Linked DNA regions of Mus musculus: regions 1, 2, 3, 4, 5 and 7 are each linked to region 6. A link is a loop called in an ENCODE intact Hi-C map of the cell type or tissue named here. Cell type or tissue: left cerebral cortex. All regions are shown on one strand. Region 1 overlaps Syp (synaptophysin). Region 2 overlaps Cacna1f (calcium channel, voltage-dependent, alpha 1F subunit). Region 3 has its middle 3.3 kb from the start of Clcn5. Region 4 overlaps Ppp1r3f (protein phosphatase 1, regulatory subunit 3F). Region 5 holds the start of Usp27x (ubiquitin specific peptidase 27, X chromosome). Region 6 holds the start of 2010204K13Rik (RIKEN cDNA 2010204K13 gene). Region 7 has its middle 3.8 kb from the start of Gpkow.

Region 1 (4,000 bases), 220 kb after region 6:
TGGCCCATGCTAGACTCCATGCCAGCCAGCTCAGCAAGCTCTAAGCCAGAGAGAGACCCTGTTTCAAAAGAGGGGGGATGGAACCTGAGGAACAAGACACGAGGTTAAACTCTGGCTGTCACAAAGCGGTGCAACCTCGTACACCCCAACATATGTGCACCTGCACACACGTGCACATTCACTCACACATGGATAAGAAATCTTTCCTTTAAAGTGAAATGCAGAAAGTCTTTGATGAGAAGCTGATAGTTAAGCAAAGTCTGAAGGGGCTGAAAGAATAAGGCATGAAAGCTATCTTAAGGAAGAGCACCCGTCCCTACACTTGATCTTAGCCAAAAGGCTGAAAAACAATGAGGGAAGAATATTCCTGTTAAAGAGGTCAGCCAGTGCAAAGGCCCTAAGCTAGAGAGATACCTGTCACTTTCTACAGTGAACTCAGAGGCAGGAGTACCTGGGCTGCAGTGAGGGAGGGGTGCCACAGATATTACCAGGATGCTTTCGGCAATCAATGGTACATTGCAAGTGCTCTGTGAATGGCCATTTCCTCCTTTTCCTGGGACCTCAAAACAGTCTGGGATGCTCTTGGCCAGGAAGGTGAGAAAGGGATTCCGGACCACACCTGAACACCTCTCTCTGCAGGCTGCACCAAGTGTACTTTGATGCACCCTCCTGCGTTAAAGGGGGCACTACCAAGATCTTCCTAGTTGGTGACTACTCCTCCTCGGCTGAATTCTTTGTCACCGTGGCTGTGTTTGCCTTCCTCTACTCCATGGGGGCCCTGGCCACCTACATCTTCCTGCAGAACAAGTACCGAGAGAACAACAAAGGGCCAATGATGGTGAGTCCCCACAGCTGATTGCATGCAGTGACCAAGGACATGAGGCCGCAGGGGCCCAGCTCATTTGGCTCACAGGCCAAACAGACTCCCAGACAAGCCCCATACCCAAGCAGCCCAACGCTGATGCTGCTGCTGCTGTTGCTGCTGCTCTCTCCAAGACTCCATCCACACTGGGCATCATAGAATCATGGGGGACATACCCAGAGCCCACACAGAATGCCAGACTGGCCCACGTACCTAACCGTACCACCATCTCTCACACGACCACACAGACTAGATGAAAAGAAGGAGTACCGAGGTTCACTGTGACAGTCATGCATGTCACCCTGCCACACAGACACCGAGTCCTACACAGAGAGGTTCTCACACCCTCATCCCAGACATCAAATGACACATATTCCCACATGCAAATAAAAGTGGTAAGACACACTTCTCACAGATTCAGAAACATCCCACGGAGTTAGTTCCTCCCTCAACGTCTGCACCCACGCATCACTAGCACACTCCCTCTGTATCATAGACACTCACAGACACTCAAGCTGAGACCTTCAGGTGAAAATCTAATAAGCCTCAGAGCTGCAAAGGCAGAAAAGAGGCGAGCCTCTTCTAAATGACCCCTTCCACAAAGGCTTGGGGTCTGTAGGGGCTCAAGGCTCAGCAGAAAGCCGTGCGTTCACTATAACATCTTCCTCATGCCTCCCTGCCTAGGACTTCCTGGCCACAGCAGTGTTCGCTTTCATGTGGCTAGTTAGCTCATCCGCCTGGGCCAAAGGCCTGTCCGATGTGAAGATGGCCACTGACCCAGAGAACATTATCAAGGAGATGCCTATGTGCCGCCAGACAGGAAACACATGCAAGGAACTGAGGGACCCTGTGACTTCAGGACTCAACACCTCGGTGGTAAGCCCTGGGAAGCTGGCCGGGCTGGAAGAGAAAAGCTGGGAGACACAGTCTGGCATGGGAAACGGGGGAGAGAGAGAGAATGGGAGGAGAGTCAGGAGGTTGGTCCATGAGGGCTCCCTGGAAGAGGCACACCAACAAAAGAAGGTTGAACAATTATAACCACTGGGATACCACATATCTGTTCCCAGTAGGAGAACATGAGGTCTTTCAGATTAGGCGGGGATAACTGGGCCCAGCCCAGTCATGCCAAAGCTGCTGAAATTCAGTATCCTTTTAGAATTGATTTCCTTACATGCAAAAGAACAAGATCTTGAAATGTTTTCTTACTTGGGCGCCCCCTAGCGGCTAAAAACAGTCTGACCATAGATCCTGTCACGTGGCAAGCTCTGTGACCTACAGCTAGTAACAAGCCTTTCAGGTATCATTTTGAACATGCAAACTGAAGGCTGATGATAGGTCCTGCTCCAAACATGAGTATCCACTGAATTCACAGCACGTACACACACACACACACACACACACACACAAACCCAACACAAAACTACATCCTATATCAATGTTACAGATGCTAAGATTTGAAGTCTTTTTTTTTTCCTGCTACTTGCTGATTGTGTAATCTTGGGTAATTTAGCCTGTCTGAACTCGGCTTTTAAATGGACATAACAAGGGCTGGAGAGGTGGCTGAACAGCTAAGTAGTACACACTTGTAGTTCCAGCACTGGGGAGGCAGAAGCAATCCGATCTGAGTTCGAGGCCAGCCTGGGCTACAAAGCTATTTCCGGGACAGCCAGGGCTACAAAAAGAAACCCTGTCTGGGGTGGGAGCTAGGAAGGGACAGCACCTCCTGACCATGCAGAGGACCCATGTTCAATTTGTAACATCCATAATTCTACTCCCAAGGGATTTATGGGCATGCAGTGATATACATGCATGCATGTGGGCAAAATGCTTACAGTCATAAAGCAAAACCTTAAGATCATTTTAAACACAAAATAAAATGGAGGTATTAGCCCAAGTGTGGTGGTACAGGCCTATAGTTCTAGCACGTGGGAGCCTGAGGCAGGAAGACTGCTAAGAGATTGAGGCCACTCTGGCTATATAGTGTGAGTTGTAGGACATCTGAGGCTACAGAGGCCTTGTCTCAAAAATAGAAAAATAAACTAAATATGCTAAAAAAATAAATAGAACGGGGATATCAACTGGAGGTAGTGGTATAGGTCTATAGTCTCTGCTACTCAGCAAGTACAGGCGGAAGATCAATCACATAAGCCCAGGAGTTCTGGGCCAGCCTGGGCAACATTTCAAGATTGTGTCAAAACAAACAGAATAAAATGTAGGTCTTACTTTCTGTCCAAACATGGATTGATTGATTGATTTTTATTTTTTACTTTTTTTATTATTATTATTTTTTGTTTTTCTGACACAGAATTTCTCTGTGTAGCCCAGGCTGTTCTGGAACTTGCTCTGTAGATCACCACTAACCAGCTTAAACCTGGAACTTTAAGGAAACTTAAGGTGCTCAGAAGAGGGTGTAACATGTACTAAATGGCATATAGAATTTTGCTTTTAAGTATTTCATATAAGCTCCATATTTATTTGTAATTTTTAATTGTTTTTAAAAAATAACATATACTTAGCTGGGCACATGGTAGCACATGCCTTTAATTCCAGCACTTGGGAGGCAGAGACTGGTGGATCTCTGAGAGTTTGAGGCCAGCCTGGTGTACAAAAAGAGTTCCAGGTCAACCAGGGCTGCAGAGTGAGACCCTGTCTAAAAAAATAAAAGAAAAGAAAGAAAAGAAAAGCATATACTTAGAGCCAAGGATGTTAATATATGCCTGTAAACCTAGCACTTAAAAGACTACTTTTAAAAATACTTATTATTTTTATTTTATGTGTATGAATGTTTTGCTTATATGAGTCACTTGCATTCTTGGTGCCTGTGGAGGTAAAGGAAGGGTGTCAGATATCCTGAAACTAGAATTACAGGTGTTTGTGAGCCACCATGTAGGTGCTGGTCATTAAACTTAGATTCTAACCTCTGTGCCATTACTCTATGCCCAGGGCTAATTTAAAGCCAGATTGGCCTAGGTAGTAAACTCCAGGTCATCCTTGGATAAAAGGCAAGACCGTCTCAAAAACAAACAAAACAAATAAAAATCTATTTAAAAAGAAAAGAAAAAGACGGGCTAGAGGGATGACTCCATGGTTAAGAGCACTTACCCCTCTTCCTGAGGACAGGCGTTCAAGTCCTAGAAC
Region 2 (4,000 bases), 210 kb after region 6:
TGGATATATTCCATGGGAGTGCGCAGAGTCCAGAAGAGAGTGTCAGGGCCCTCCTTTCTCTCTCTCTCTCCACATATTACTTTGAAGTAATGGCTCACATTTTCTTGGCTAGGCAGAAAGCCAGCAATCTCTAGCGATCCTCCTGTCTCTGCTTTCCTTACTGTTAGGGTTACAGGCATGCGTGGGAGGCCTGGATTGCTACGTGGGTCATGGGTGCTTGGATTTGAACTCTAGTTCCCATGATTGTGCAGAAAGTGCTCTTGGCTGCTCATTCCCCTCTCTGGTCCCCCACAGTTGACATTTAAATCCAGGTTTTAGAGTCATCTATGATGGCACATACCTGCAATCCTATCACTTGGGAAGTAGGCATAGGAGGATCAAGACTTCTCAAAAAAACAAAAAAAACAAACAAACAAAAAAAGACTTCAAAGTTATTCTCAGATATCTATGGAATTGAGGGTAGCCTGAGCTACATGAGACTCTTTCAAAAGAACCAAAACATCTACATGGGGTGGTTTGTGTCTGTAATCCCAGCCCTTGTGAGACTAGTACAGGAGAATTGCTGAAAAATTGAGGCCAACCTGGGCAACATAGTAAATTACAGGCCTTGATACTAGAGCAAGGCCCTATCTTAAATAACTAACTAACTAACTCCCTCCCACACAATGCATGCAAACAGGCACTGTCTATACTCTGACATAAACTCAAGTGTGGAGCAGGGAATGTAGCTCGGTAGCAGAACGTTTGCTTGGCCATAATGTTTATGGCTCTGGCTTTGATCCCCACAAATAAAGAAGTCGTTTTACACCCACCCATGTGACTCCAGTTGTGTCTACTAGAGGAGAGGAACGGAACTGACAAGAGTGAATGGAAGACTCTCACACTTACCAATCCTTGCCCATCTGGTGTCTGTTTATTCTGACCCAGGGTTCCTGGGCAGCCCCTCCTCAGAAGGGTCGACTGCTATATGCCCCCCTGTTGTTGGTGGAGGAATCTACAGTGGGTGAAGGATACCTTGGCAAACTTGGCGGCCCACTGCGTACCTTCACCTGTCTGCAAGTGCCTGGAGCTCATCCGAATCCCAGCCACCGCAAGAGGGGCAGTGCTGACAGTTTGGTGGAGGCTGTGAGTCCAGATGGGTGTGGGGAAAGGGGCTTCAGTAGTAGGGGCAGAGGTGGGAGCTGAGAGCCGAGGATCAAGAGTGGCCAGACTCTATGTTGAGCATGTGGAAATTCCTCTTCTCGGCATACTGTACTTGACCCTGTCCCACTGCGCGCTGCATGTGTGTCATTTATTCACAGTGACCTGCACTGTGCACATTGTGCCATGGATCAACACTAATCCTACTTTGACCACGCCCCCCTCCCAGGTGCTCATCTCCGAAGGCCTAGGTCTCTTTGCCCAAGACCCACGATTTGTGGCCCTGGCCAAGCAGGAGATTGCAGATGCATGTCACCTGACCCTGGATGAGATGGACAGTGCTGCCAGTGACCTGCTGGCACAGAGAACCACCTCCCTTTACAGTGATGAGGAGTCTATTCTTTCCCGCTTTGATGAAGAGGACCTGGGAGATGAGATGGCCTGTGTCCATGCCCTCTAAATCCTTACCCCTCATCTACTGCTCAATAAACTCCCTGCCCTTCCTTCCCCCAGAGGGAGGCAGGCATGGACCACACACTGCTGAATCTTAGTATCTTTGCACTGGCAGTCTGGGCCAGCCCAACAGCTTCTATCCATCCCTTATTGCATCCCTCAGCCACTGCCCACACATGAGTATTTCCAGAAACCAGGACAGCTAGGCCTGATTATTCAGCGTCAGGGAAGGAGGGAGGAGGTGGAGGAGAAAGAGACAGCAGCCAAAAAAAGCTGGAGACAGAGTGGAGGTGCGGGGAGAAGGAGGGCACTGGGCAGATAAGAGGAAGTAAAGAGAAGAGATACTGTTTGGGTAGTAAGGAAAGGAAGAGACATCACAGAGGCTCGATCGGATCAGTGCAAAGGACAGGCTGTAGAAGATTCTTGACAGAGCAAAGGCCTAGAGGTTGGAGCTGACCTGGAGGCTTAAGCAGACGTGTCCCCTGCACAGCATCAAGAATTTCAGAGATGGTGAATTAGTATCATAAGTGTCTCCCATTTCCCACCTCTGCCTGAGAAAGGCAAGAAAAGTCTAAATCCATTGGTAGAAATTCTAGATGACAGCATACAGTGGTGCTTCTAGCTCCGTGGAACCCATTCCCAGCCCCCACCCCCTTGGTCCTCCTGAAACGCCTGAGAGTCGTTCCCTCCCTACGCAGATGCACGGGATCTTCCTTCTGCTTCTTGTTCTGCCTTTGGGGTATCATTCACTCAAGGAAAGTGTACTGGGCATTTAGTGTGTGCCAGGCACCTTGCTAACGGTTTTCCCTCGGAGCAACCTGGGGAGACTTGGACATATGACAAGAGTTATCCAAAGTGGGAGTCGGTTCCACTCCACAGGGATTGAAGGTAGCACAGCAAATGATGCCAAACGGGATCACCAGTGGGGAGTGTCTGAAGTAGAGCCCTCCTCACTCGTGAGACAGGCAGTTCTTATTTCTATCTCTTGAGTCAACCAAGCCAGAAAATTTGAGGGAAACCACAATCAAAGACTAGGACTCAAACTCAGTTACACAGGGACTTGAAACAAAGGCTTGGAGCAGTTGGGCTAACGTCTGGTGAAAGCGCAAGTTAGAGCGGAAGCATAAAATCCACTGAAAACTAAGGTTGGGGGCTCTACCATGCAGTCCTGAATGCTAGGCTCTAAAAGCACGGGGAACCATAGGAAGGCATTGAGTAAGGTAGTGACACAGTTAACTGTGCATTTTAAATAGATGCTCTGGTGGTATGCTGAAAACAGAATAGAGGGAAAGAGACTGGAGATGCTAAAATTAGCAGAAACGATGGTTACCTTAGCAGGGAAGGTAAAGGGGGAAAACAGTGAGAAGTCAATGGCTTCCAAAATAGTAAAATGAACCCTATTCTAAGTGCACTGTAGTTGATTATCTGTGGGGGGCAGGGGAGGTAAAGGCAGGGTTTCTCTGTGTGTAGCCTTGGCTGTTCTGGAACTCACTCTGTAGACTGGGCTGGCCTCAAACTCACAGAGATCCACCTGCTTCTGCCTCCTGAGTGCTGGAATCAAAGGCGTGTGCCACCATCACCTGGCAATTATCTTTTTTTAACCAGCACAATCATACACATAATATTTTAAAACATTTTACATGTCCAAAATCAAACAGGAGTAAATATTAGAAATGAGATTCAAACAACCGAGAGCTAAAACGCAAACAATTGGGAAGTATCTATTATATACTTGTGTTTTGTAAATAAATATGGGAGCCAGGCATGGTGGCACATGCCTTTAATCCTAGCATTTTGGAGGCAAAGGCAGGCAGATCTCTATAAGTTCGTGGCCAGCCTGATCTATACAGAGTGAATTCCAGGACAGCCAGGGCTACAGAGAGAAACCCTGTCTCAGAAAAATAAAATAAAATAAAATAAAATAAAATAAAATAAAATAAAATAAAAGGTACAGGGGCTAGGGAGATATCTCAGAAGGTAAAAGTGATGGCCAAGCCTGAAGACCTGAGATAGATCCACAGGACCAATGTGGTGGAGAGAACTGACTCCCAAAAGCTGTCTTCTGACTTCGACTTGTGCACCCACACATACACACAGTAAATAATTAAATGTTAAGAAAAGTATAAAAGCCAGAGCTAGCCGGGCAGTGGTGGCGCACACCTTTAGTCCCAGCACTTGGAGGCAGAAGCAGGCAGATCTCTATGAGTCCGAGATCTACAGAGTGAATTCCAGGACATCCAAGGCTACTGAGACAAACCCTGTCTCAGAGAAAAAAAAAAGCCAGAGCTCACATGATGCAGAGATAACATGCCAGCACCTGGGCAGGGGAGGAAAAAGGATAAGCTGAGGATAAGGTCATCCTCAGCTGCCTGGGAAAGGCATGGCCAGCCTCAGGCTAAGTGAAATC
Region 3 (4,000 bases), 99 kb before region 6:
CAACTACCAATGGAATCTCAGTAAGAAATAGAGTCTGGATATCACCTCTCCCATCTCTGTAGGAATGTTGGTGGCTTGGTCTTGTTCAGGAGTCAGTGACCTTGTGGACAAAGGACAGTCTTTTACAGCACTCCTGTGCATCCTCCAGCTCCTGCATTCTTTCAATCTCCTCTTCTAAGATGGCCCTTAGGCCTAATTGGGGGTGGGGGTAGGGTTGAGAATTCTGTCATTTAGACTTCGGGCTGAGCACTCAGTCTCTTCTCAGAACTTTGGCCAGTTGTGAGTTTCTGTGTTTCATGGCAAAAAGAAGCTCCTCAGACCAAAGTTGAGAACAGCCCAGATCTATAGCTATAGACACTAATATTTGGAAGGCAATCATTTAGCTAAATTAAAATAGCAGGTTCTACCCAAGGAGTGACCCAGACATGGAGTTACAGTATCAGGCATAAAATTCTCTCCTGTGATAAAGGTTTCAATCAGAAAGTGGCCATCAACATGCCACTATTACACCAGTAGGCACATCTTGCCTGGCAGATCAGCAATGTTAACACAAGGGAGCAAAATTCAGTAAGGCCATGTATGCTCAGTGAATTTTGAATGCCTACTTTGGATAAGTTAAGGGTTTGGAAATATAAAACCTGTATCTGAGCCCAAGCCATGCAAAGCTTCCAGAGATAAAGCTATAATCAAACACAATGAAGTTTTGGGCTTATTTTAATACAAAACCTAACAGGAAAAAAAATGGTCATCTCACAGAGAAAAAAGATAGGGTCATGGGAGAAGACTAAACGTTAGATGAATTTCAAAAGAAGCCATGCTTCCATAAGCTCAAACCCTGATCATCACTGTGTGGATCTGGACTGTGGAGTGAATCCAGAGCTCTGCATTCTTGGGAACCCTGGAGTAGATATGAAATGTTGGATCCAGGTAGGCCTTTATCTAAAGCTCTATACCTGAGCCCCAAATCAAAGCTGCTTCTGTGTGCCAGCTTCGTTTATGCCCTCCACACACATGGGGTGATTTAGTGATGACAATACTAGTGGGTGATAACAAGTGGCAGGCAGCAAGATGCTGCTAGCTTATGACTGAAAAGGACAAAGGGGGTTTTTTAAACCACCATGGTCACCTACACTCCAGCCTATTACTACATACCACACTACAGTATCGAAGCATAGAGGTTGTGTGTGGTGTGAATGGAAAGGAACCGAGGCTAAATTAGAAGGACTGGGAATGCTGGACAGATATTCCTACTTGATTCAGAAACAAATGGGGGAAGAATTGAGGAAGTTTGCTTTGATGTGTGATGTGCGAGCACACACCACACACACACACATGATTTGTGCATGGTAAATATGCACTTTACTAATATGCCCAATAGTGAAAACGTTTGAACAAGGCAATCCTTTTGTTAGGACTCTTCCTTAAGAACTGAAATCAGGTGTGTTTTTGGTTTGGTTTGGTTTGGTTTGGTTTGGTTTGGTTTGGTTTTGGTTTTGGTTTGGTTTTGGTTTTGTTTTTTTGAGAAGTTTCTCTTTTCTGTCTTTTTTGTCCTGCTCAACACTTCAGGAGAGAAAAACAAGAGCTCACTTGTGCATTGATGAGGAAGCACCCACCCCAATCCCCGAGGAACTACAATACAAGTAACGGTCAAAAGAGTCTCCTCTGATAAAGGGGCATGAAAAAGGGCAGGCTGACTGGAAGCAAGTTTATCCCTCCAAGACAAGAGCCTTTGCTTCATCTGTAGGATTATTTGAGAGGCTTAGAGTCTCATAGAGTATGACGTGGCTGCAATACATAAATATAGCCACGTGGTGTCGCCACTGACCGCCAACAGCTTGGAGGGCTCCAATATTTAAACACACCCAATTCACACACACACACACACACACACACACACACACACACACACACACACACACACACACACATTTCATTTCATCTTTTGTGAGTTAAAAAAAGAAAAAAGTCGTGACAGCAGGCTCTAAAGTCAGACTGCATAGGCTCAAAACAACCCAGCCGTAGAGACGTATTAGTTGTTGTTGTTCCTTCTTCTTTTTCTTCTTCTTCTTTTTTTTTTTTTTTTTGAGTTACCAGGTTTCTTATATAATGTTTAAGTGTATCAATAAACACTTAACAATCAGCACTTAACAAATGTTACCTAGTACTAATGATAATGATGGTGGTAGCGGCGGTGATGGTGGTAGTGAGGAAGACTCCTTGATTAAGGTCTTTAGATTTAAGGGGAAATATTTGTAGGGAGATGATGTAAATGTCTATTTTTCTAAGCGAAGAAATTAAATTGTGGTGCTGATAAAGCAAAGTTAATGGTTTCTTTAAAAGCTACAAATTGTGGTGACTCATTCCTGTAACCCCACTCCTCTGCCGACTAAAGCAGGGCGATCTTGAGTTCCAGGCCAGTGTGGACTATATAATAAACTATGAGTTTGATTCTGCTTAAATGGACACACTACCTAAGTGTCTTCTGAACTCATCAGGGTCCGCACACTCAGGAACTCAAACCACTGTGGCTGCCTGCAGACATAAGACCCACAAAATCAAGCTATTCAACATTTCAACATGGACCCCGAAGGGGTCCCCAAGTATGTGCTCACCCCTGACCAACGTGCCATGGCAAGCTGATGGTTTCTGAAGAGGAGAGAGTCAAGTTTTCTTTAAGAGCATAGCTCATGGTAGGTCCAGCACACTCCACTCGATGGCTGCGCACCTGAGAGTTTATGAGCAGCAAACACTGGACTCAATTGTTTATTGCTTTAAAAAGGAAAAAGGACACAAAGTTGAGGGGAGGTAGGGAGATGGAGTGGAGAAGGAAGGGAGTAGAGAAAGGAGTAGGGGGAGGTGCATACAATCAAAACAAATTATATGAAATGTTGAAAGAGTTGACAACCATTTGTTAAAAGTCAATTATACGTAAGTGATATGATGAAATCGTCTACATAATGAAAAAGCACTCATGTCACAAAAGCACATCACTGTGCTCTCTGAACCATCATGGCTACAAGCACTTCTTTCACCTTCAAATTAACACTGCAAGTAAAGGCCCAAAGAGATAGCTGTGTGGCCATGAAAGGGAAAGCCTGAATGCTTCTGGTATTGTTTGTATTTATCATATATTTCACTATTGTGCTATCTCCCAATGCCACTTTTGTCTTTATTTTTGTGATGCTAAGGGTTAAACTTTGCTAAGCATGCTCTGTACCAGCTGGGACATTAATTTCAAAGCCAAACATCTAGAGTGCTCAAGAAATGTCAAGGTTAGTTTCAGAAAAATGAAGCAGAATAAAAGGCAATGAACAGATTTCCCTAGCTCCCTCCCAGCTTCTTAAACTGTTGGTCACTACTTTATATGGGGGTCACAGAGCTGAATGTGAGGGTCAGGAAAAACAACAACAATAACAACAACTTGGCAACAGTAAAGGATTTCTGAATATGCAACAAACAAAAATTAATTCAAGAGGAAACAAATAATGAGTTACGGGTATCTAGCAATAATGGCTTGTGTTGCACTACATGTTTTTACCGTGGCCTTGGTTAACAACACCTTGTTAACTACACATGCGATCATGCTATACAATGCTGCAAACGTGTGGGCTCAGACTTAAGAGATGTATTTATCCTATGAATCTCTCTCCCTCTCCCTCTCCCTCTCCCTCTCCCTCTCCCTCTCCCTCTCCCTCTCCCCTCTCTCTCTCCCTCTCACCCCTCTCTCTCTCCCTCTCTCTCTTTCTCTCTCTCTCTCTCTCTGTCTCTCTGTGTGTGTGTGTGTGTGAGAGAGAGAGAGAGAGAGAGAGAGAGAGAGAGAGAGAGAGTAGACAAAGCTTTCTGCTCTTACAAAAAAATAATTTGAGTTCTAGGGCCATGGGTGTAGTTCAATGTGTAGAGTCTGTGACTGGCACAGAAACCTGGGCTTGCTGCTAATTGTTCAGGTAAGGGAGAAAAAAAAGTGGGAAGGTGGTCAGATACAATCTTGCCTGACAATATG
Region 4 (4,000 bases), 150 kb after region 6:
AGTTGGAAAGAAAAGCTGGGGGCAGGGGAGACGGTTGCTCATTGCCTCCACCATGGGCCTTTTTGTTACTACATCAAAGTCATTTGAAAAGTTTACATGTATCCTTTCAAACAGCAACCTTTCCTTCTTCCAAATATAGAAAGTATGATTTAAGGAACTGTCTCTATCCCCGATAACTACACTGCATACTGATAACATCCAAAACTGGCCCCACTTTGAAGACAGTGTCTTAGACAGTAGGCAGAGAGGTGTGTGTGTCTGTGTGTGTGTGTGTGAGAGAGAGAGAGGGGGGGGGGAGGGAGAGAGAGAGTGAAAGAGAGAGGTGGTGGGGAGAAATCTTTGAATCGTCTTTCACAGTAAAATTTTGGAAGTAGCTGTGGCTGCAATCAAAATGAGGCGAGTGTAAGTGTACAGACTTACCGATCAGTTAACAGTTCTTAGAAAAATGGAAGGAAATCAAGAACAAAACTGTACATACGGTGTGCCTGTTCATTTTCGAGAATAAAACCTTTTGGCACCTGTCCCACAAATGCCATGCAGTCTCTCTGGGGGGCAGTGAACACACAGTGGGCCAGGACACACAGTGCTGGGAATGTGTTGGCATGCCTTACTTGAGTACTTGTGAATGAGTCCAGCCCATCTTACCTAGAATGGACCACTCTACTGGGAGTGAAAGTTCTTCCCACCATAAAGAAAGTCAACAGCTACTTGACTTCAGATAGTACCTGGAGACCAAGGGATAAGACTTGAGAAAGTGGTGGCAGCGGCCCCAGCCCAGGCCAGCCAAGACAGAACAGAAAGATCAGTTAGCAGAGATAAAGAATGAGTGAGTGAATGAGGGCCAACAAGCCCCCAAGAGAAATGCAAAGTAGACTCAATACCACGGCCACAATCATCGTCTGGGTCCTACGTGAGCACGCCAAGTTTCAAAGAACTGTGCTTGCCCGAACTGGGTCATGTGCTGAGCCCCAAAGGGAAACACGCACAGCCCAGCTCCCATGGAGACAATCTGATGATGCTGTCTGGGGGGGGGGGGGGGGGGCGTGGCTTCAAGATACTTGGAATTCTGGTCAGCTTAAGTCGTGTGCTTTGGGGGGGTGAGGTGAGGAGGCTGTGACATCATCAAGTTATGTAGGACTCTGCCCTGCTTTCTCTGAGTGTCAGCCTCAACTCTAGGACTTGTGTGCATTGGAGGGCAGCTTACCATGCATGCTTCAAGCTTCATCTAACTGACACTCCCGTGGCCACAGCCCAGGGTGAGAAAACCATTTCACCTCATAAGCCAGCACATTCACGAGTAAATACAGACACAGACACACTGAGAACTGAAACACTTGCTCTTCAAAGTAATACTCACCTCTACTGCATGTCAAACTGCGCTGGGCTATCTCCTATACCATTTGCCAATGTTTGTTGGAAGCCAGCAAACTGATCTTGCATCTCAATAAATGCCCAGAAAATGCAATGTTGAATAGTCCCAGCTCTACCACAAATCAGCTGTGACCCGGGACAAATTTCCTCATCTCTTGTGCCCTAGTCTCCTCATCTATAAGGAAGAAATGGTAGTAATACTTCAGGGAGCTTTTCGATGGACTGAGGAAACATGCAAAGCACCAATAAAGTGCTTAAAACTAAGTCTTTTGGAATAGCGCTGGGGCTCTGAAAAAAGGAAGCAACTTGTCCGGCCATTCCCAGCTGTAGGCCCCATCCAGCAGCCTAGCGCTGCAGTTCTCAACTGGAGCACTAGCAGAACTACACAGGCTCACATCCCTGCTCTGCCACTTTGCTGTGCAGCCTCCAGCCCACAACCTTAACCATGATGGCCTACCAGTTGTCTGTAGAACAAAGGGACACTTTCTCATGAAATCCTCTCTCCAGACCACTTAGATGATTCCCACCCCACCCATTTCAACTCTATTGTTCTCATTTCTGTGAGGCTGCCAATAGCTACCCATTCATTCAGTTACAGGTATACCTAAAACCTGTGCATCAGGGATAGTGACAGGAGACACACTGGTGAGCAAACCCAGCAATGAAATTTAGAATTTGATGTGGAGACATTTGAAAAAATACTCAAACTCGTTCTTTCAACAAATATTTATTGAGCACCTACTAAGTGCCATGCACTAAGGCAGGCCTGTGAAAATACAGTGGTCACCAATGCAGAGCATGTCCCTACCCCTCACGGAGCTTACAGTCTAGCATTGCAGTCACCCATTAATCCCCTAATAAAGGCCTTACTACAGACGGAAGCCAGTGCCTTTAGAAAAGGAAGGAACATGCTAGAACACTAGGCCCTGGCACAGACTAGAATCAGCAAGGGCTTAAGGATGCTTAGAAAGCAAGTGCATGGGTATGGAATAAGAGGTTGTTTGGGGGCACTGAGTGGGAGACAGCCAAGCTTGAGAAGACTAAGGATTCAGTCAAGCAGACACCAAGTTTAGTAGTTGAGGCTGACAGAACAGGAGAAAGGGCCAGAGATTTTGAAGAAAGCAAGTAGAGGGCGGTCCCAAAGCCAGAGGGGACCGAGTAGGAGCAGTTAGCCCTTTCAAGAAGAAAACAACGGAGCCTTTCAGTGTGGCCAAAGCCAGGGACTAATAAAACTGCAGACAAAGCAAGTGCTGTTGACTCTTCAGGGGAGGGGGACAAGGGTGATCATCAAGTACTGACCAGAGGCAAAGGGCAAGGTGGCTCAGCAATTAAGAGAGAGACCCTGGCCTGAGGCTAGGTCAACAGAGGACCAGGTGAGACAGACCTGGAAAAAAAGCCTGATGAAAGACAAATGGGGCTTATGGTTGCAGCCTCTGGACAAATGGCAGAAAATGAAGCTCTGGAGTCAAGAACAGAAACTGGCCTGAAATGGGAACAAGGGACCCCCTCCTCATGTACAATGTGAGGGGTGTTGGTGTTCAGACGTGGGGGCTCTAAGGAGCAGGCATTCCATTCTTATGGTTTCTATTGTGTTTGAAGAAGCAAAAGGCAGAGTGTAATGATAAAGAACACTTGACGGGATCCCATGAAAGAGGAGCCGAGGGTGGATCAAAGGACACACAGGACAATGGGGCAGGATGGAAGATGGTCCTTAACTTGGGGGAAGGCTCACATGCTGGCCTATGTGGCATTTTCCAACTTGACTTGCTGATCAGTGCTATGAATAAAACTGGGGACTTAAGGAGGCTAAGCTGCGCAAGCTTCCTTCCCTAAGGAAACCCTCTTAGAACTGAGGAGTCTCCATGAGGAGAATCTGAGGGGTAAACACATTCTTGGTGAAGCAAACAGTATGAGCGACAACCCCAAAGCAGGAGTAACAGAAGGGATGTGGCGACAAGAGCTCGGGAGCAGAAACCAATATAAAGCCAGACTAGATGCTAACAGAGGCTGAAGCAGGCATCGGTGAGGGTGTGTAAGGGCCAGCCAGATTTTTGTTGGTCTTTATTTTTAAGAGGAATAGGATACTTCCTCAGAGTATAAAGCCAAGACACACCAGAAGGGCTCCTTCCCATATCAGTCCAATCACTGAGGACTCAAAACCTCTGTGCTCACCCAGAAGAGGGATTTAAAGGAATCTAGCTCACAGAAAACGCTGTTGAGCACAAATGAAACTATACAAAAATACTCAGCAAAGTGCCCAGCAAGGAAAGGGGGCTTGGCCACATATCACTTGGTAGGGTCTCACATAACCCTTGCCCCCTGGCTCTACCCCAAGCTCCTGGGAGTCTTAGGACCAGTCTGTGTCTTCTCTGCTTGTTCCTAGCACTGTGCTCAGCACATAACAGGCTCTACCAAAAATGCTGCTGATGGATTCTCTCTAAACCTACTGAGTACTGCAAACCTGGTCCTGCAAGCTAGGGAAAGCAGCCAGCTCAGCCTCTGGACTACATCCTCATGGCTGCCAATCATCTCTTCTGACCCTACCTGCCAAGGGCCAGCTGCACAGTGGGCCTGTGGCCAACGATTCTGAAGCCCTCTACAGCAGGCCTCCCACAGATAAGAAAAGGGA
Region 5 (4,000 bases), 45 kb before region 6:
ACCTGTGAAGATTTGGTCTATGATGCAGTTACAGTGGTTGGGGTTGCTGGCCACCTTGCCAACATCGTCACCTTTGCAGTGCCTATGCAGGACATCTAGCGCAGCGATGAGGAACTCGTGGGCATCCTGCTGCCTGTACCCTGCTAGATGACGAGCGTGTATCCACACCAGGTGCAGTAACTTATAGGGCACATGAGGAGATGGGTTTCCAGAATACAGCTCCCGAAAGAGCGACGACATCTCACAGACCAGACACAACTCAGGGCTGGGCATTTCACACCGGTGCCTGTCAGAGAGAAAGAAATCTCTCAGTATTGGAGTGTGGGTCAAGGCCTGGACAATGCAGTTCATAAAACACGTGTTGCCAAGATTAATTAGTCCTCGTAAGCCGATGGTAAAGCTGGAGGCGATCCTTCTTCTCCGTGGGTTGTGCCCCAGAAGTTCTAGTTCAGGTTTGGTCGTTTCCCAGGTGGGATATTTCTCCCCAAGTCCCGGCACTGAACACTGTTGCTGAGAAACCTCTGTCGAGGTGGACGCTTGTAATTTCAAGGCTTCTCCTTGCTCTTCTTTGGCAATTTGCTCAATGTCTATGTCATACACATAGTCTTTACACATGAAGCAGTATATGCCTCCATAATAAAGATCTACCGCTAAGTTGTGCTGTTTTGTCTCAGCGTGCTCGTGGATGTGTTTCTCTGTGAAGCAGCCAAAGAAGACGCAGGAAAGGCAAGAGTGGAGTCTGTTTAAATGGGTGCCACACACATGGCAGACGCACGACTTTGCCTTGCTTTTCCTGGTCTCTGGGGTTCCACACCACACGAAGCACTGGTAGATAACCCGCAATTCCTGCCTCCAGTTCTCTCCCACCTTAAAGCTGTTCACGTGGGAACAACCTGGTGGCCCCACAGCAAAATCCACATCCAGGCATCCGCCCCCAGGACCACGCCGGGGCCGGGGCCGGGGTGGGGGCCGTGGCCTAGGCTGCGGCGGGGTACGAAGCCTAGTCTGGGGCCGGGGCCGGGGTCGGCGGCGCGGGGCACGACTGCGACGCGGAGAGGGATCAGGGGGCCGCGGAGGGTCGGAGGGAAGGGTGGGGGGAGGAACCTCGTCGCCGCTGCCGCCAACACCGCTCTGCGCTGGGTTCTCATCCTTCGGCTCCTTCTCGGGCTGCCTCTCAGGCTCAGGCTCAGGCTCAGGCTCAGGCTCAGGCTCAGGCTCCTGTAAGGGCTCGGGTTCGGGCTCCGGCTCGGGCTCCGGCTTCTGTTCGGGTTCCGGCTCCGGCTGGGGCTCGGGCTCGGGCTCCGGCTCGGGCTCTGGCTGGGGCTCCGGCTCGGGCTCCCGCTCCGGCTCCGGCTCGGGCTCCCGCTCGGGCTCCCGCTCGGGCTCCGGCTCGGGCTCCGGCTCGGGCTCCTGCTCCAGCTCCAGCTTGAGCTCAGCCCCGCGGCCCGGACCCTCCGCGATCTCCACCTTCCCGGTGGCGTCCACCTTCCCTGCTGTCTCCACCTTCCCGGTGGCGTCCACCTTCCCGGCCGCCTCCACCTTCCCCTCCACCTTCTCCGCCTCCACCTTCCTCTATGCCTTCTCTCCCGTCTCCGCCGTCTCCGCCTCCTCCAGCCTCCTCCGCCTCCACTGGCTGCGACTCCTCCCCCTGCTCGTGGGGCTCGGGCGGCCACTGGGCGTGGTGGCGCGGGGGCCACGCAGACCTGGGGTGTCCCCGTCCGGACTGAGGGAGCGCGGTGGTTGTGGCAGCTGGACCCAAAAGGGACTTTCACTGAAGGAGGCGGCAGCGGAAGCAGGCGACGCCCCCGGGAATGCTCCCGCCGAAGCCCCCTAGCGGAGGCCGCTTCTGCAGCCAGGCCCCGTTTCCTTTAATTCAATATTTCCCAAACTTGCTGGTTCACGACAATCACGTGGGGGAGCGTGTTAAAATTACAGATTCCTCGGCTCCACCCGCAGGCCTACTGAATCAGACTCTTGAAGGGAGGTACTCCGGAACCTGGATCTCTAACTAGGGCCGGAGAAACTGCTAGTGATCAGGCAAGTTTGGGAAACACAGCTCTAATTCATTGAGGCTGGCGGGAAGTGGGGCGGGGACCGCGCAGTCTCTTTAAGGCGCTTCCAGCTCTCCGCTCCAATCGCTGCTCTGACCCCCTAGGCGGTCTCCTCCCCTCTAGTACTGCCCTCAAGGGTGCAGCTTCCCCTAGCCTGTGGGGCGGGGGGCCCGAAGGGTTGTCTTGTCTAGAAACGTTTCTGAGGCCATAAAATATCCCTTCACAGTCTGGTACTTGAGAATAAAGGCGGGAGCTCCGACATCCATCATTCCAGCGGCTGAACCTGCCTCCAGCAGCTGAACGTACCCCCAACATGTCTCAGTCTCCCCCTCTAGGTCCAACTCCTGCTCTCCCAGAAACGATGAAGCTCAAACTTTACTGGGGACCAGCCTGAACCCCAGATCTAGAGGGACAACAGTGCTCCCAAGGCCGCTCCACCTGAAGGGACATGTCTCTTTGAGAAACTTATCAGCCCATCCTGTGCTGGCTCCTTGCCTCCCACTCAGGCTCCAAAGGCCCTGGGTGGGATGACTGGTTGACAGCTGGCCTCCAGATACAGCACTCCAGATACTGAGCAGCCTGTGGGCAGAAACAGTCACTCCAAGGCCAGCAGGGGAAACCAGACACTGCAAGGCTGTTCCTACAGGTTGCACCTCCCTTACGCTGCAAGGAACCCAAACTACAAAGTCTGAGACCCATAAGATTTAGCAGAGTCTTGGGTGGGCAGCACGTAGGAATAAAGCGGGTATCTTTGGAGCTGCCAGTGAGGAGAGAGTCTGGGGGCCTGCTGTATGAAAAGCAGCATCATAGAGCCCAGGAAGAATGAGTCCAGAACAAACAGCTCAGGTCTTGGGCAGAGTGGGGATGTCAGAAGCAGCTGCAACTGCTGCTTCTGGAGGGTGCAGCCAAAGGCAGGGATCAGCACGTGGGGAGAGAGTGAGCTAAGAAGAGTCCAGTGCCTCAGTGTGACAGCCGGCTGTACCTGGTGCACATGGATGGTCCTACTCTAGGGGGCTCTGCTGTCTACAAAGCATCCCTGGTCAGCATTGGAAATCAGCCTCCACCTGAGTCATGCTTCATAGAGGAAGCAAAGACATACTCCTTGGGGATTAGTCAGGGAGCTGGAGCCCTTATGGAGGCTGTGTGGTTCCTAGCTAGCCTAAGGCTACCTTAGTGCCTGCCTTCCCTAAGTCAGCTCTGTTTTCAATTCCTTGAAGTGTCCTTCCAACAAATGCCTGCCCTTTGTCACCTGCAACTAGAGGAAGTCCAACCAGTATGGCTACCAAAGGAATGATGCAGCTGCTAAGAATGACTGAGCTCATGGAGCACGAGTGAAGAAGGCAAGGAAGGAGAACGTTCATCCTATCCTCACAGGCTACCAACCAACAAAGAAATCTAAAGATCGCCATGCTTAGGAGTCCTGCTGCTGAATAATGGCTATGTAACCCAGTTGCCCCACTACTCATCAGCTTCCTGTGAAGCTCACAGAGGAACCTGGGCACTGCCAAGGCCAGAAAACTCTGGAAGTGGGGGGCTCTGCCATCATTCACCCCACCATCTATGGCCAGGCACTAAGAGCTATGTACTATGTATTAAGAGCACTGAGCCAAAGACACCCCAGGATTAGATTTGGCTTTCCTAAAAGGAACACACATGCTAAAGAAGTGGCTTTAGGACAACTAGCAGAAAAGAAGCACCAAATATTTAAATAAATAAATAAATGAATGAATGGATGAATGAATGAATAAATAGTAGTTGAGTACTTTTCTTTAAAAAAAAAAAGTTGCCCCTCATTGGAAATTTTGCAACTTAGTGATTATTTTCTTACATTCATTTCCTCATTGTATTCTTCCTTTACTTTAATCACCAGTGATACAAGTCACCATAATCTTTACAGGTATAGAGCTTGTATAGTCTGGACTTAGTCCTGGGCAGACATCACCGCCTCT
Region 6 (4,000 bases):
GCCTCAAAACCATTACCTTTTGAAATGTGCCCTTTCTTGGGTCCCCACTCAAAGCTGTTTGCAACTCAATCCCCAGATCCTGTTGCTCCCAATGGCAGAAGAGATTTTGAAGATGTAATTAAAGTTATGGGATTTCAGATGGAAGAATTATCGGGCTCATCTGAGTGGGCCCAGTCTACTCACATAAATTCATGAAGGTGGGAGACCCTTTCCCAGGGGAGACTAGAGAGATGAGATCTGAGAAACACTCAATATTCTGGTTTTGAATTTGAAGATGAAGCTGCAAGTTAAGGAGTGTGGTGGCCTCTAGAAGCTGAGATTAGAGTGGCTGGTGTGCCAAGCACTGCAGCCTCTGTAAAACCAAGACTAGAATTCCCTATTCCTACATAGAAATCTAGGCTTCTCTATTCCTACATAGAGATCTAGAGGTCTCTATTGCTGCAGGGAGCTTCCTTTCAGAGGAGAAATAAGAGAAGAATCAGAAGGCCATTTTTAGGGCCTCCCTTGCTTATTGATAAGGAAATAGACTTTTGGCCTATAATCCCAAAAGAGTTGAATTCTGACAAACAACCTAAGCAAACAGGAACTGGAGGCCTAGCCCATCAGACAGGACCTTGGCCCTATCAACACCTGCATTCTAACCCAAGGTTACCTTCCTGACCTGCTGGACTCTAAGATGATAACACTGTATACCTTAAGCCTCTGGGTTTGAGGTAATTGAAAATAGTTTGGTTAACATAGATTTTGTTTGTGGTTTTTAAAGACAGGGTATCATAGCTCAGGCAGGCCTTAGATTCATAGTCCACCTGACCCAGCTGCCCAGATTCTGGGGTTAGAAGCACATGCTTGGGATAATTTATTAAAGCAGAAATTCAAAAGGAATATGGCACCCGACATGTTATTTGTACAAACCATGTAGCCTACAATGCTTGCTTTCTTCTGAGAGCCTGAAATTTGGTGCGTGATAGGCAGTGGTTGTTCAGTAAGCAGTCTCCAGGAACAACCGTGTGCTCTAAGCTTTCTTGGATAAAATATACCACCTATGTAGTGTGCATTTTATTCTTAAGAAAGGGTATATTAGTATGTCCCCTCAACAGAGGAAAAGTCCATGAGGAAGCCTGTGCATAGATCTCTCCAGGCCCGAAGTAGTTGCCCCCATTGGCCTTATTGGACATCCTTTTGCTATAATAAAACCTGAGTCATGAATGCAAAGATACACTGAGTCCTATGAGTCTGTCTAGCAAATACACTGAATATGTGGGCTGTCTTGAGTCCCCTATTTCAGTGCCCTCTGCTAGGAATCTAAGCTAAGGTATACTCCCCATAGACTCCCTGTATCCTCTCCCATCCCAGGCCTCTAGCTAGTCACCAGAGATGCACCCCCCTCAGGCTTCCATTCTTACTCCCAGGCCTTTCTCACCCCCCTTCTCCCCACATCTGATCGTCATCCCTGTTCCCCTCCTCGCCTCCTCTCCTACCCAGTTCCCTCTCTCCATCCACCTATTTAGTTTCCCCTTCTGAGTAAGACTCGCACATCCTCCCTCAGGACCTCCTTATTACCCAGTTTCTTTGGGCCTGTAGATTGTAGCATGGTTATCCTGCATTTAATGTCCACTTATAAGTGAGTACATACCATGCGTGTCCTTCTGGCTCTGGGTTATCTCACTCAGGATGAGATTCTCAAGTTCCATCCATTTAAAATAATGAGATCACAGGCCACATTTCAAGTGACCAGTAAGTTCCAAACCGTTACAGTATATAATATCTGAAGGAGACTTTATGTTCTATGTCTCACTTGGGGTTAGTGACAGAGGCATGAGACGCAAGCATGATTGGCTTTCTTGTTGCTAAGCAACAGTGATTTTTTTTCTTCCCCCCCAGAACAGGAACCGAGTGCAAACAGGAAGTGCCATGTTCCACCAAAGCTCCACTGGCTCCCTCTAGTGGCCATTTAGCAGTCACAGACAAAGCTAGAGATAAGGTACTTGCTCAAATGCCAAGGCTGCAGGCAAGCTCAACCATCCCCCCTGGATATTAAGTTCAATGCCAACAGGATTTCAGATGCAGCAATACCAAAGCTAGAATGATTCATCTCTTCCTCCTGAAAACATGTCCTGAGAGCAGAACTGGCCCTAGAAAACATCTGGCTGCATAGAAGTATCAGAATGGAGACACTGACTGTGGAAGAGAGAAAGACCTCTCTCTGGAAAGGGAGGGAGTCAGAAGCCCTATGGGAAACTGTAGATTATAAGACTGGGGCTGCCTCTAGATTTCCCTTAGTTAACAAGACACCAAAACAACACTCCTTAGGCTTCTCTTGAGATTAGGGGCCTGAAATGTCAATAAAAATATACACGTTCAAGGCAATGACCAACTTAGTTTGTTCATGAGGCACTGAGCTACGTAATACAATGGTAAATTAGACAGCATGATCCATACTCCAGTGGAGACCCTAGTCCAAAAACAACCCTCCCATTTGTTAACACATTACCTACCCAGAAAATAGCTTAAATGTAACCTAACCAAAAATTAGGCAGCTCTAGATTCCCAGGTGTGCCTGGGCCATACATCTCTCAAGCCTACTGTTGTTGGGAGAGCTGGATCTGGGAAAGGAAGACAAGATCTGAAGTACTCATGGTTCCCTGCCTTACCCAAGCATTTCTCAACAGTCCTTGTAATTTTTTCAGAAATCCTTCCATTCAGAGTCCTGCCTCCCTCGGATGGAAACCCAAGCTTAGCCTAGGGGAAGGACTATGCCCTAGTAGGTTCTACTGATTGGATGCTCTTCCATACAACTTTGGCTCATGAGGAAAACAAGAACTGCCTGGCAGAAGCCATGCCCCATGGATGTGATAGACCATGACCAAGGGACAGTAAGGATTAGAATCAACTAAGATTTATTTATCTTATGTGTTTGAGTGTTTAGCTCACATACATTTCTGCGCAGGGACACTGGTTTTCCTTCCTTAGGTAACAAGGTAGACGACAGATGATATAGATGATAGATGGCATGGGTATGTGTGTGTGCACGCCCCTCCCCCTCGACCTATTAGGGAGCTCAAAGAAACTTGTAGCTGGCTAGAAATCTGATTTAGAGACTAAGTAGTAGAAACATGTATGTTCCCTCTTCTTGTCCGCATGGACACTGCTGTGGTTGAGTTCCGAACTATGTCTCTAGAACATCCACAACATCTACTTGTGGAAACTAACACTTGGAGGTGGGAAGATGCATAAATAGTTGAGAGCACTTAATTCTCACAGAGGGTCTGGGTTCAATTCCTAAGACCCACGTGGTGGTCCATAACTCACGTTCGGGGGGGGGGGATCGATCCAATGCCCCTCTTGTAACCTCTGTAGTCACCAGCACGAACACCTTACACGCGCGCGCGCGCACGCACACACACACGCGCGCACACACGCACACACACGCACATTTTACCTTCTTTAAGTACCGGGGGCAGGGGGGAGGGGGGAGTTTCCCCGTGTGCTCGTGCACGCGCGCACGCACGCACGCGTAGGGAATGTAAGTAAAGCGTCTAGACAATAAGGACCTAAAATGAAAGAGCCATAAGCTACCTACTTACGTTTTTATTTCTCAGTTCTCCAAGTTCCAAATCATCCGGCCCACTAAGGTCCAAACTTGGAGGAAGCTCGAGTCTCTGCTTATTAACACGTGTCGCGGCACGGCTGACTTGTGCGTCACCAACCACAAGGTGGCGAAAGAGATTATCACATCAAACCAGCCTGCCTTCTGCCTCTTCTATACCATTATTTTGCTAAGCAGAAGCATTTCCTGAGCGTGAGTCATTCAATGAGCACAGTGGTCCTATGGATTGTGGCCCTATGGATTAGCTATGATTTCACAGATGAGCAAACCAAGAGCTGCAGATACCTGTGGAGTTTGGCTGTTACCTATTTTTAGTACTGCATCTGCATTTACACCAGCGTCACCACACACATATGAGTACTGTAGTGTTACTTATTTGGCAATTGCTCTGCC
Region 7 (4,000 bases), 270 kb after region 6:
ATTATTTTATTTATATGAGTACATTCTACCTGTCTTCAGACACACCAGAGAGGGCATCAGATCTCATTACAGATGGTTGTGAGCCACCATGTGGTTGCTGGGAATTGAACTCACAACCTCTGGAAAGCAGTCAGTGCTCTTAACCATTGAGCCAACTCTCCAGCCCTCTGAAAGACATTAATATCATGAATAATGACATATTTCAAGATACTTCTGCTTCTCAGGCAGAGGCTCTAGGATGGTGAATACAAATATCCCTAAGGCAGGAAAACCTTGATTTTTGAGGGGAGACATTCTGTAAGAGTTCACGGTGCTGGAGAAGGGTGGGTGGGAGAGGGTGGGAGTGGAGGAAGGGTCCAGGACCTGGCCGGCCAGCAAATCCAACACAAGTCCTGAGTGCACAATCAGATAGCCAGGTATGCTGATGCAAGCACTCAGAACCTGAGCCAGTGGAATTACCATAAGTTGAAGGCCAACCTGGACTACAAAGTGTATCTGTGTCAGGAAACAAACAAAAAAGAAGTTAACAAAAGAAGAAGAAATACTGCCTCAATAGTAACAACTATATAAGGTATTGGTTGATAGGTATGTAGGATCCCTTAGATATTTTACTTATTTTTTGTGTATGAGTTTTTGCCTGCACATATGTGCATCATGTGAGTGCCTGCTGCCCTTATAGGTCCAAAAGAGGCCTTGGGTTCCCCTAGAACTAGAATACATATGATTCTAAGCCACTGTGTAGGTGCTGGGAACAGAACTGGGGTCCCCTGCAGGAGCAACAGATGATCTTTACCAGTTGAGCCATCGCTCCAGCCCCATTTCCAGTCATCCAAATTTCCTTCCTTCCATCGTTCATTTGCTGGTTTGTTCGGTGTGCACCTGTGTTCACCTTATGGATTCTCTGTGGGGATCAGAGACCAGCTTCGGGAGCCAGTTCTCTCCTTGGTCCCAAGGATAAAACTCAGTTAATCAGGCTTGGTGACATGTACCTGAATATACATGTGTATACATATATATATATATATATATATATATATATATATATATATATATGGAGAGAGAGAGAGTGTGTGTTAAGAACTGAAATTTCTTACTGGGCATAGACTCTCATGTGTATAATTTGGGTTCTCCCGAAGAGCAGCAAGTGCTCTTAACAATTTTTTTTTTTTTTTTTTTTTAGCTCTAGCTGGCCTGGAACCCAGAGATCTGCTTGTGTCTGTATTCCACATTCTGGAATCAAAGGAATGCACTATTATACCCAACTTTTTTTTTTTCTTTAGGAAAGTGATAAGTTACTTTCTTGTTTTGTTTTGTTTGTTTGTTTTTTTTTTTTTTTTTTTTTTTTTTTGGTTTTTCGAGACAGGGTTTCTCTGTGTAGCCCTGGCTGTCCTGAAACTCACTTTATAGACCAGGCTGGCCTCGAACTCAGAAATCCACCTGCCTCTGCCTCCTGAGTGCTGGGATTAAATACTTAATCAGGATATTTGAGGTGGGCAGATCCACTTTTAATCTGGGCCAGACCGTCTCCTGGGAGTTTATATGAAGGACATGGAAGAAGGAAGCTTGCTCTCTTTGCCTGTGCTGCCTCTAGAAGTAGTTGCCACTTCAGCTGTGACAATTTACCTCAAAGGCAGTGACGTCATTGAGAATAAGCAGATACCATCTTTAATTCATCCGTATCAATAGTGTTGGTAGTAAAAATAACAGGGTAGTGAAGTGGCGCCACCTATGGTTCAAACTACAGGGGAGGCTGAGCCAACAAGAGCTGGGGGCCTAGGAACTCCAGGCCAAACCAGGCAAATATGGCAAGTACCAGTCTCTTCCAGAAAAATGAAAAGGTTGTTGTGATGGCACAGGCCTTTAATCCCAGCATATGGGAGGCAGAGGGAGGTGAGTTGGAGGTTAGCCTCACCTACAAATCGAGTTCCAAGCAACTTAGTGTCACAAAGTGAGACCCTTTTTCAAAAAACAACAAAACAAAACACGCATGCACACACACTAAAAAAAAAAAAAAATCCCCCCAAAACCACCACCAACAAAATAGCCAGGCATAGCGCGACACACCTGTAATCCCAGCTTCTAAAGAGGCTCCAAGACATGGGGGTGACAAGTTCCAAAATAGCTATCTGGGTTGTGTAGCGAGAACCTGTATTGCCGATAGCAAAATAACAGCAAAAGTCAAGCTAAAGAAATAAATCTTGCCGGGCATGGTGGCGCACGCCTTTAATCCCAGCACTCAAGAGGCAGAGGCAGGCAGATTTCTGAGTTTGAGGCCAGCCTGGTCTACAAAGTGAGTTCCAGGACAGCCAGGGCTATACAGAGACACCCTGTCTCAAAAAACCAAAGGGGAAAAAAAAAGAAATCTTAAAATAGATAAAAGGAAGATAATAGCTTAATGTATTATAATCCCAACTCAGGAAACTCAGACAGAAGGATTTTCAATACATAGTAAGCTCCACACCAGCCTGAGTTATGTAAGGTGACCCATGCTCAGAATCACACATACAACAAAACAGATTATTGGCTCATTCCCATAAATCCGTTGTGGTGGTTTCAATAAGATTGGCCCCCATAGATTCATATATTTGAATGTCTGGCCATAGGGAGTAGCACCATTAGGAAATGTGACCTCACTGGAGGAGCTGTGACCTTGTTGGAGGAAGTGTGTCACTGTTAAGGAAGCCTTTGAGGTCTCCTAGCCTCAGGTTCTGGCAAGTGTGGAATTGAGTCTCTTCCTGAGTGCCTTCAGATCAAGAGGCAGAATTCTCGGCTCTTCAAGCACTATGTCTGCCAGCATGCTGCTGTGCTTCCCAGCACGATGATAATGGACTAAACCCCTGAAACTGTAGGCCAGTCTCAATTAAATGTTTTCCTTTATAAGAGTTGCCTTGGCCATGGCATCTGTTCACCACAATGAAAACACTAACTATGGCATCCGCATAAGCCAATTAAAAACAGATTTTTAAAAAAGAAAAAAGACTTTAAAGACAAGTATTCTGCATTAATGGATAATTCTGCTCCCAGAGGCCATAAGTTATTAAATAAAAATCCCACTGCAACGTAAGTGCTCCTATGGTCAGGTCCTGAGAGGTAGGAAGCCACTCTCTGATGTTTCTACTGAATGGACATGTTGTCAAACTACTTATTAGATATTTGTATATTTGTTTTTGTTTATTTGAGACAGGTTTCTCTATGCAACACTCTCAGAGATTCACTTGTCTCTGCTTCCCAAGTACTGAGATTGAAAGTGTGCACTGCTGTGCCCCATTCTAAATATTTATGCTTAAGAGCACAGATTTATTTTGTGGGCAGTGGTGAATGCAGAGCTTCAAAAAAAAATCAAAGTGAAGAAGTGACTTTGAGTACTCAGTCCTAAATGGGACATTTAAATCACACACACACACAGGGAGAGAGAGAGAGAGAGAGAGAGAGAGAGAGAGAGAGAGAGAGAACATCGTGTAAGAGCTTGAAGGATGGGGAGGAGTATAGTGAAAGACTATCTTGTGGACATGGCATGGCGTTGTTGTGCTTTATAAGAATATAAGGGAGGAGAAGGAATACGTCTGGTGGATGTGCAGTCAGGTGTGGGGGAAGGGGGTGCCTCTGCGGGTCCATGCTGAAGCAATCCTTCGCCATGAGGGACCAGCCACAGACAGTATAGTGTAGAATAGAGTTTATTCAGGGCATGGGGAGGGGAGTTGAGAGGGGAGAGAGAGAGAGAGAGAGAGAGAGAGAGAGAGAGAGAGAGAGAGAGAGAGAGAGAGAGAGGAGTAGAGGCTGGCCATGAGCACGTGGAGAGAGAAGGTGGAGGGGAATGAGGAGAGAGAGAATATGGAGTAAGAGAGAGAGGAGGGGCAAGTAGCCCCTTTTATAGCTCAGTCAGGCACACCTGGCTATTGCCAAGTAACTATGGGGCAGAGCTTAGACTAAATGCCAACAGCTGTTGTACTCCTGAACTCACATGCACAAAACAACTTATCAACCCATCATGGATGGGGGA

Evidence for each region. Hi-C counts contacts between places; a loop is a spot of excess contacts. Peaks named below come from ENCODE experiments on the same cell type or tissue, not always from the same donor. Only the 100,000 strongest peaks of a DNase experiment are listed, where the experiment ranks them.
Region 1: a loop joins it to region 6, with 4 times the contacts of the local background. A loop is called at or near these places in 17 of 42 quality-filtered maps.
Region 2: it touches region 6 in a loop (6-fold over the local background); 18 of 42 quality-filtered maps call a loop at or near these places.
Region 3: it touches region 6 in a loop (21-fold over the local background); 19 of 42 quality-filtered maps call a loop at or near these places.
Region 4: it touches region 6 in a loop (3.0-fold over the local background); 5 of 42 quality-filtered maps call a loop at or near these places.
Region 5: it touches region 6 in a loop (2.1-fold over the local background); 11 of 42 quality-filtered maps call a loop at or near these places.
Region 7: it touches region 6 in a loop (5-fold over the local background); 12 of 42 quality-filtered maps call a loop at or near these places.

Annotation. Positions count from the first base shown.
Region 1 is chrX:7,643,462-7,647,461 of GRCm38, forward strand. Syp (synaptophysin) reads left to right here. Exons shown (of 7, transcript NM_009305.2): 4 at 640-838; 5 at 1,547-1,738. Among named protein-coding and RNA genes, the nearest start is that of Syp, 6.9 kb to the left of the region's middle. In left cerebral cortex, a CTCF peak has its summit at 2,089 (motif pointing left); DNase peaks (open chromatin) are centred at 1,225 and 2,076.
Region 2 is chrX:7,633,520-7,637,519 of GRCm38, forward strand. It overlaps Cacna1f (calcium channel, voltage-dependent, alpha 1F subunit), which reads left to right. Exons shown (of 48, transcript NM_019582.2): 47 at 928-1,125; 48 at 1,370-1,677. The coding sequence ends at 1,600. Among named protein-coding and RNA genes, the nearest start is that of Syp, 3.1 kb to the right of the region's middle. In left cerebral cortex, a CTCF peak has its summit at 1,640; DNase peaks (open chromatin) are centred at 743, 1,098, 1,797, 2,512 and 1 more place; H3K27ac peaks cover 1,341 bases.
Region 3 is chrX:7,320,688-7,324,687 of GRCm38, forward strand. No RefSeq gene overlaps it. Among named protein-coding and RNA genes, the nearest start is that of Clcn5, 3.3 kb to the left of the region's middle. In left cerebral cortex, a CTCF peak has its summit at 1,773; a DNase peak (open chromatin) is centred at 1,804.
Region 4 is chrX:7,566,740-7,570,739 of GRCm38, forward strand. The region is part of intron 1 of Ppp1r3f (protein phosphatase 1, regulatory subunit 3F); the gene reads right to left. Among named protein-coding and RNA genes, the nearest start is that of Flicr, 4.9 kb to the right of the region's middle. In left cerebral cortex, no CTCF peak of the experiment used is centred here; a DNase peak (open chromatin) is centred at 2,431.
Region 5 is chrX:7,374,247-7,378,246 of GRCm38, forward strand. It overlaps Usp27x (ubiquitin specific peptidase 27, X chromosome), which reads right to left and starts at 1,584. Exons shown (of 1, transcript NM_019461.4): 1 at 1-1,584. The coding sequence starts at 615. It overlaps Gm14379 (predicted gene 14379), which reads left to right and starts at 1,679. Exons shown (of 2, transcript NR_026741.1): 1 at 1,679-2,037; 2 at 2,278-3,796. In left cerebral cortex, CTCF peaks have their summits at 1,840 and 3,101; DNase peaks (open chromatin) are centred at 725 and 1,868; H3K4me3 peaks cover 1,879 bases; H3K27ac peaks cover 1,154 bases.
Region 6 is chrX:7,419,295-7,423,294 of GRCm38, forward strand. It overlaps 2010204K13Rik (RIKEN cDNA 2010204K13 gene), which reads right to left and starts at 3,694. Exons shown (of 2, transcript NR_027924.1): 1 at 3,585-3,694. In left cerebral cortex, CTCF peaks have their summits at 1,942 (motif pointing left) and 3,710 (motif pointing right); DNase peaks (open chromatin) are centred at 1,907, 3,037 and 3,714; H3K4me3 peaks cover 690 bases; H3K27ac peaks cover 391 bases.
Region 7 is chrX:7,691,364-7,695,363 of GRCm38, forward strand. No RefSeq gene overlaps it. Among named protein-coding and RNA genes, the nearest start is that of Gpkow, 3.8 kb to the right of the region's middle. In left cerebral cortex, a CTCF peak has its summit at 1,729; a DNase peak (open chromatin) is centred at 1,724.